Regions from separate parts of the Homo sapiens genome. Here region 1 is linked to region 2. Evidence: read pairs that join two places in POLR2A ChIA-PET (ENCODE). Cell type or tissue: A673. All regions are shown on one strand. Each heading gives the region's core, and the rest is flanking DNA. Links, peaks and the distances in the headings are about the cores only. Region 1 overlaps HACD4 (3-hydroxyacyl-CoA dehydratase 4). Region 2 has its middle 24 kb from the start of MLLT3.

Region 1 (4,392 bases), core at 1-4,000, 360 kb before region 2:
TAACCTTACTTACTTTTGCAACTTCTTTCTCCATATTAGGTATGTATTTTACCTACAGTCATCTATACTCAGAAAGAAGAGACATCCTCGGAATCTTTCCCATTAAAAAAAAGAAGATGTGAAGTACAGCATTCCAGTGTGACACGAGAAAAGACAGGCTGTGGATTCAGTGCAGTAAATAAAACACAGGAAGTATTCTGGTGGAAAAATACCTTGTATTTGATAAAAATCCATTACATGAAATAACTGCACATACCCCCAAAACTCTAGACATAACAGGCTATGTTTTTCACACATTGTATTTTTAAGACATATATATTCTCCATACCCTGCTTCACCAAAATTCCTGCTTCATTTGGATTTTATACAAGTTATACTTACATTGTATGAAGTCTGATTATTTTCCTGTAAGTTTAATGAGAAATAGGAGATTAGCTGCAATAGATTCAATTAAATTAAGAAACCAAACTTGATAACCTAAATTACATGTATTCTTTTTCACTTCCAAGTTCCCAAATAGATCTGTAGGAGAAGAGGGATGGAAAATATATTCCACAGTTGCCTAGAATAACATATTTCATAGACAGATGTCTGTCTTCAGATCTAATAATACTCACCCTAAACATTAGATATGTTTAGAAAATTAAATATCTTTCCAAGCCCTATGTCTTAGCTCAGGTTGCTATAATAGAACACCATAAACCGAATGGCTTAAACAACAGCAAACGCTTCTCACAGTTCTGGAGGCTGGGAATTCCGCTCAGGATCAAGGCATCAGCTAATGCAGTTTCTGGTGAGGGCCCTCTTCCCAGTTTGCAGATAGATGTCCTTCTTTGTCCTCACATGAGAGAGAGATCAACTCTCTTATGTCTCTTATAATGGCACTAACCCCATTCATGAGGGCTCTACCCTCATGATCTAATTACCTCCCAATGGCCCCACCTCCAAATACCATCATATTGGAGGTTAGGGCTTAACACATGAATTTTGGGGGAACACAAAGATTCACTCCATAGCATTCTGTACCTGGTCCTACAAAATTCATGTCCTCCTCACATGCAAAATACATACATTCCATCTCGACAGCCTCAAAAGTCTTAACTCATTCCTGCATCAACTCTAAAGTCCAAAGTCTCGTCTAAATCAGATGTGGGTGAGATTCAAGGTAGAATTCATCCTGAGGTAAAATTCCTTTCCAGCTTTGAACTTGTGAAATGAAACAAGTTATGTGCTTCCACAGTACAATGGTGGGACACACAAAGGGTGGACATTCCTATTCCCAAAGCAAGAAACAGGAAAAAAGGAAGGTGTAATGGGTCCCCAGCAAGTCCAAAACCTAGCAAGGCAAACACCATGAGATCTTCAGTCTTAGTAATAATCCTCTTTGGCCTGATACTCTGGCTTCAGGACCCAGTGAGGCAGAGGTATTGCCCCCAGGACTATGTTGGAGGAGGATGACCCCCATATCACCAGGCGGAAGCTGTCAGGCCTGTTGAAACCAAGGCAATGACTGCCCCTTTTGAAACTGAGAAGGTACCACTGATGTTCTCTGAATCATTGTTCCGGGTCAGTTTCTCCTTTTCTTGAAGAATAGTGTACATTCACAGCTGAATAGCTCTATGGTCCCAAATTCAAGAAGTCCAACAGTCTTCCCTCATTCTGTCCCATCTCCATTCCTTTCAATACAAACTAGCAGTGTTCCTGCTGGGGTGGCTGATTAGGTCTGTGGTTCACACCCACATAAATCTAATTGGATGACTTGTCTGCTACACTCTTAGTGTTCTCTACCAAACGTGTTTTCTTATCTTTTTGTAATGCAGACAGACTGATAATTTCCCACATCTTTTAAGTTCTGGTTCCGTTTTTGTTAAGAATTCTGTCTTCATTTTTTGTCACATTTTACTTTAAGCAGTCAAGATAAACCGAGGCACTCCTTCAACACTGGTTGGAGATCTCTTCAGTTCAATATCTAATTTCATGGCTCACAATTTTACTTTCCACAAAACACTAGAACATGAACACAATCATCCAAGTTCTTTGGCATATTATAACAAAGATCACCTTTCTTCCAGTTTCCCATAACAGGTTCCTCATTTTCATTTGAGACTTCATCAGAATGGCCTTTATTGTCCATGTCTACCAACATTATCTTCATGGTGATTTACGTGTTCTCTATGAAGATGGAGGCTTTCTCTCCCACCCTCTTCTCTTTGAGCCCTCACCAAAATCACCTCTATCAATCCCTTCATGGCAATACTGGCTTTTTCTAGCAAAAAAACTAGTACCTCAAAACTCTTCCAGTACTCTTCCAGGTACTCTAGTACCTCAAAACTCTTCCAGCTTCTATCTGTTACCTAACGTCAAAGCTGCTTCCACATCTTTATATATTGGTTATAGCATCACCACACTTCTTGGTACTAATTGCTGTCTTAGCTTGGCTGCTATAACAAAATACCATAAACTGGGTGGCTTAGACAACAAATATATTTCTCACAGTTCTGGAGGCAGGGAAGTCCAAGATAAAGGTGCTAGACAATTAAGTTCCTGATGAGGTTCCAAGGTGCTAGCTGATTCTTCTTCATGGTTTGCAGATGAATGCCTTCTTGCTATATGTTCACATGGTGGAGGGAGAAACCATCTCTCCCTTATTTCTTATTGTAAAGGTACTAATCCCATTTATGAAGGTTCCAGCTTCAAATGCCATCACACTGGAGATTAGATTTTCAACATGTGAATTTAATGGGGGACACCAGCATTCAGTCCCTAGTGCTCTGATAGAGTATTCATTAATGTCATGTATTTGTTAACATCTTGTAAGTTATTTGGGCTTTGATGCCTTAAAAGAAGACCCTGGCCAGGCATGCTGGCTCATACCTGTAATCCTAGCACTATGAGAGGCTGAGGTGGGCAGATCAGTTGAGGTCAGGAGTTCAAGACCAGCCTGGCCAACATGGTGAAACCCCATTTCTACTAAAAATACAAAAATTAGCCAGGCATGGTGGCGCATGCCTGTAATCCCAGCTACACGGGAGGCTGGGGGCATGAGAATCGCTTGAGCCCAGGAGATGGAGGTTGCAGTGAGCAGAGATTGAGCCACTGCACTCCAGCCTGGGTGACAGAGTGAGACTCTATCTCAAAAGAGAAGACCCTAATGAAAATAGTAAACCTTTAGCAAATACACAAATGATGCCCCATTCTGTATTCTTTTTAATTTTAAAAATAATGACACACACATACAGGAAGATAAAAGGTATAAAAATATACTAAGTACTTTTTAAAAAGGAAAATTCATGTTTTGGATTATTACTGAATTGTTGCTAATTACTGTAATGTAAGTCATATGTCCTTACATAGTTTTGAAAAATGCTTTCTTTGAAAATCTAAAAAAAGTGTGAATAACTGATAGTCATTGCTGTATCATTGATGTATCACTCAATTTTTGGTAAAGAATTATAAAGATCTTACCTAGAAACTATGTAAAAAGGTATTAAATATATTGTGATGTAAGAATAGGATAATAAAAATGTAATTTTAAAAATGGGTAACTTATTTCCACTAAAGAAAACATTTGGAAAGAAACAATTGAGTATTAGGCTACTTGAAATCTTTATAAATATATTTGGATTTTAAAAAATTATCCTTTTAAAAAGCTACATTTTTTCTGCTTTTATAGTTATCTTCTAAATTTCAGAAAAATTATGAAAAGCTTTAGTGTGCAAGGAGAACATAAACCCTTTGCAAATTTTAGGTGAGTTAATCTTAATCACTCCAAATAAAGATGGCTCCTTACACTGCCGAAGTACATGTACAATCAATCACTAAAACAAAGAGAAAATTAGAGAAACTACACTTTACTGGGTCATTATAATAAATTAAAATTTCATTATTAAATAATGCTTTAATTTTTTAAAACCAGATTAACTTAAAAACTTCTTAAAATTGAAAACCAAAAGAAACACAAGTGAATTTATAATTATTTTAAAACAGAAATGAGGATTGACAGTAATTTGAGATATCTGCAACAATTGTAACATAAAAAGATCTTACATTTCCTTTGGTGACAGACACAATTGTTAATACTACTGTGGTTGGTTGCCTGTATTCACAATGGAAAGGAATACTAAATTTCATTATCAATTAGTGAAAATAAAGGTGTAATTTCTTTTTCTACTTAAGTACATGTTCCCCAGGTTAAGAAACCCAGACATAGTGAAGTCAAGACAGTAACTATCTGGTTAATCGGATGTTACCAAAATCGCAAAGTTGATGTCTTTGACTATCTGTCTTAACTGTATGTTCACCAAATCCCTATTTCATTTTGTACAGTGTAGACAAAGGCTTACTTTCTCAAATCTAAGTAACATAGATGAAATAGGAACCATTAGATATTTT
Region 2 (4,408 bases), core at 142-4,141:
TTTAAATATAAGCTTTAGAATTTGATTGGCTGAAATAAAAACATCTTGTCTTTTTATTGGATCAATCTGTGTGTGATAATGTCTTCCTGTTCAAGAATATGCTATGTCTTTCCATTTGTTCAAAGTTCTTTTGAGACTTTAGTTGCAGCTTAATGTTTTTGTTTTTTTTTCAAATAGATTTTCTACATTTTCATTGCTTTTGTAAATGGAATCTTTTTGTCCATTATATCTTCTAAACTAACAGTTAATACACGTTAATGAATTGACTATTCATTTCCGTATGCTAATTTTATACTTAGCCAACTTACTGAATTGTCTTATCATCTGTAGTAATTTTTCAGTTATCTCAAGTTTTTCAGAAATGCAATAGTAATATTTACAAATAATTATAATTTTGCCCTCTTCCTTTCCACTTTTTATACTTCTCATTTCTGTCTCCTTTCTTGTGATGGCTACTGTCTCCAAAATAGTGTCAAATAGAGGTGACAGATATTTTCACCTAGCTCCTGATTTTAATGGGACTTCTCCAGATGTTTCCCATTAACATGATGCTGGCTTTGGGGTTGAAATAGATGTATTTTATATACTATGACTATTCATTGTGCATCAAATTAAATTTAAATGACTAATGAAATCACTCAGGATCTCTTAGAGAGAGAGGGTACCTTGTTTGGTCCAAATTGGTAATATATGGCTGTTTATGACTTATCAAATACTTTTTACATGTATCAATTATCTCACTGGATCCCCACCGTAATCCTGAGTTAGATACCCATTCCAGCATTTTTTTCTAATTATTATGCCTTGTTCTGGCTTCTATCAGATCATTAGAAATGAAGTACAAATAATGAGAAAACATTCTTCCTTTGAAAGCACAACAAAGTGTTCAAGAATAGCAGAGATTTAAAAATAAACTATTTTATAGGACACAGTTTCTAGAGTATTAACAATATGTTCAGTGTCTCCTGTGGCCAAGAGATAGTTCAACCCCCCATTTTTCCTTGTAGCTAAATCAGTGAGTTCCTTATTACTAGAGGCTGAGCCTAAACACGCAAAGTGAGAGCTGGCCTGGAGGAAGAGATTTGAGAATCATCCATGGGCAGGTTATAATTGAAGCCATAGGATTAGATGAGATAATCCAGAATAATGTACTCTAGAAGGAGAAGATAAATAAATCAAAGATGGAAGCCTGGATAAAACCAATAACAAGGGTGAGTAAAAGAAAAAAGGTTCTAAAAAAGGGAATAAAAATGAACAGCAGGAGTTAAAGAGAGGAAAAAACACAAGAAAATTCATTACTAAAACAAAAGGAGAAGGGAATTTCAAGAAGTTGTCAACAGCATCAAAGTCTTCAGAGACTAAAATAATTCCAAGAGTTGAAAAGTATTCATTGTAATTAGCAAAAAGGTGATCACAGGCAAATTTGACAGCAACAATGTCAGTGGATGCCGTGGCTATTGTCTGCCCGGAATGCCTTTCTCTTCTACATCTGGCAACAAATCCTGCTTCTCTGTCCACAGGAGCAGGCACATGATTCAGGTTGTGCTAATTATAGCATCACATCTTCCTGGCTGTAGAGATAGGCAGCATTCAATAGTAGGCATATGGCTGGGCACAGTGGCTCATGCCTGTAATCCCAGCCTTTAAGAGGCTGAAGTGGATGAATAACTTGAGGTCAGGAGTTCGAGATCAGCCTGACCAACATGGTAAAACCCCTTCTCTACTAAAAATACAAAAAATTTAGCTGGGTGTGATGGCGTGCACCTGTGGTCCCGGCTACTTGGGAGGCCAAGGCAGGAGAATCATTTGAACCTGGGAACTGGAGGTTGCAGTGAGCCGAGATCACACCACTGCACTCCAGCCTTGGAGACATAGTGAGACTCTGTCTCATTAAAAAAAAAAAAAAAAAAAAAAAAAGAAGGCGTATGACCCAAGCTAGACCAATCTGAACATTTGCATGGAATTTTTCTGTCTGCAACTAATGAGAAAACATCTTTTTTTCCTTCTGAATGATGGAAATATCAGAATGAAGTAAATATACAGAGATATGTAGAGATGAAACATGAGCAATGGAGAGAGAGAGCAGGCGCATGCACTCCTGTGAAAGAGAAATATCTGCCCCACCTTTTTTTGAATCTTAATTCTATTCACTTAATTCTATGAGCTTCCTTAATGTCCTTCAAATAATTTCCGCTACTTCCCCCCTCTTTTTTTTAGTAACAAAAGAATTAAGATTAATAGATAGAAGTCAGATTGTAATTGGCTTAGAAATGAATGATATAAATACTTCAGAATAACCATAACAAGAAATGGACAGGAACTATATAAGTAAAACTACAAAATTTTACTTAAGGTCATAAAAGAAGACTTGAATAAATGGGAAGTCCTCACACGTTCCTGGGTAGCAATGACTATTATAAAGATGTCAGTTCTTCTCAAATTAATTTATAGGTTTAATGCAACTCCAATCAAAATCCAAATAGGATACCTTTTGGAGCTTGAAACGGTGATTCTACAGTTGATTAGCTTAAAAAAAAATAGAAAAGAGTGAGGAAATTAAAAAAAAAAAAAGGAAAATTGGTGAGGGGAAGAGTGAACAGCTATTAAGCATTCTCCCAGCTAAAAGGATGCAATTGGAGTGGCTCTGTAGCTCTCTCTCCTTGTCAAAGAGATCCTTGCCTCTGGGCACAGGGTCCATGGATATTCTCCCTTTTTCTTAAAGTAACTTAAATAAGTTTTTCTTTCTTTTAACCAAAAGAGTCCTAATTCAAGAACTTGCCCCATCAGACATTAAAACAGCACATAAAACACAGTATTACTAGTGTAAATGTTTATGAGCATATCTTTGAAACAAAATAAATAGCCAGAAATATATACTATCTCTTACTTATAAAACTGATGTAAATAATAAAGTTGACATCACATTGCAATATGTAAAGGAAAAATCATTCAATACGTTGGTTAACTGTGAAAACTTAAGTTAAATTGTCAACTTGCAATATATACTAAAATAAATTCCAGATATTAAATGTGAAAAGTGTTCACTGTAAGACAAACCAATGACTACTAAAACATGTGCCTGAAATATGGCAAAAGTTTGCCAAAGTGCAGGTTAAAAAACTAGGAGTTTATTTAGGGAACTATTTACTTGTTCTTGAGCTGAAGGAATAATTGTCTAAGTATAAAATCAATGGCCTAAACCACAAAGGAATCAACATCGGATATTTGACTACATGAAAAATTCGAGTCTACACAACAGAAGCCATCAAAACATGAAAGGTAAATTATAAAGTAGAAAAATATTTCAATATATCTGACAAAAAGCATGTAGTAGTTTAAATCAATAATGAAAACACTGAAACTTCAATGGAAAAAAGTACAATGTGCAGACAAATCTCAGAAGCAGAAATATAAATACCAATAAATATGTGAAACAATTCACTTTTACTGCTATAATACAAAAAGTTAACAATTTCAATGATATATCATTTTATTCTACTAGAAAAGTTATGAAAATACAAAATTTAAGGCTGGTGAGGTTGTTTCAAAAATAAGCATGATCGTACACTCCTATTAAGAGTCTAAACCAGTATGTATTTTTTAGAAAGCAATTTGGCAACATATCAAGAACTTTGTAAAAGATCCATATTCTTTGACCCAGATTCCCATTCTAGAACCTTTAAAGGCATAAAATGTATCCCCTTTTCTCAGAAGTGTACATATGCAAGAAGCATAAAGCTGACAGCCAGAGGGAAAGAAGGCAGTAGGAAGAAAGAGGTGGCATTAAGATTCTGGTTGTAGTCACTGAAGGCCCTAAAACGGCCCTGGTTCTTCAGAATCTGTGAGCTATCTCAGAACCTTTCCAATAAATCCTCCCCTATGATCCCTTAGTCTCTGTCCCCTGCACAAAAAGATAATTGACTAACATAATGACCCTGGCCTGAAATGTGTATTCTTTCCTTTTGCTAGATTAACCTACTGTATAATTTTGGGTAAAAGGTGCTGATTGCTTTGATTCATTGCAGTTGGTTCTAGTCCAAGCTTAATTAGTTTGGAATTAAACTGGATCCAATACTAGCACCTTTTATAGTGTCTATTGAAATACAATATTAGAGCGATGAAATTCTTCTTGAATGAGAGGTGTTGGTGAGATTTTTAGCCAAGACAAAGTCATGTTTACTAGCTGGATTAGCCAGGGTTTCTAAAGGGACAGAACTACTAGGATATACGTATATATGAAGGGGAGTTTATTAGGAGAATTGACTCACACAATCGCAAGGCGAAGTCCCACAGTAGGCCATCTGCAAGCTGAGCAGCAAGGAAGCCAGTGCGAGTCCCCAAACCTCAGAAGTAGGGAAGCCGACAGTGCAGCCTTCAGTCTGTGGTTGAAGGCATGAGAGCCCCCAGC

The links. Peaks named below come from ENCODE experiments on the same cell type or tissue, not always from the same donor. Only the 100,000 strongest peaks of a DNase experiment are listed, where the experiment ranks them.
Region 1: POLR2A ChIA-PET joins it to region 2 with 9 read pairs; 2 of 35 experiments call an interaction of 5 or more read pairs at or near these places.

Annotation. Positions count from the first base shown.
Region 1 is chr9:21,002,767-21,007,158 of GRCh38, reverse strand. It overlaps HACD4 (3-hydroxyacyl-CoA dehydratase 4), which reads left to right. Exons shown (of 7, transcript NM_001010915.5): 7 at 40-4,392. The coding sequence ends at 122. Among named protein-coding and RNA genes, the nearest start is that of HACD4, 27 kb to the left of the region's middle. In A673, for the core only: no CTCF peak of the experiment used is centred there; no DNase peak of the experiment used is centred there.
Region 2 is chr9:20,644,018-20,648,425 of GRCh38, reverse strand. No RefSeq gene overlaps it. Among named protein-coding and RNA genes, the nearest start is that of MLLT3, 24 kb to the right of the region's middle. In A673, for the core only: no CTCF peak of the experiment used is centred there; a DNase peak (open chromatin) is centred at 2,275.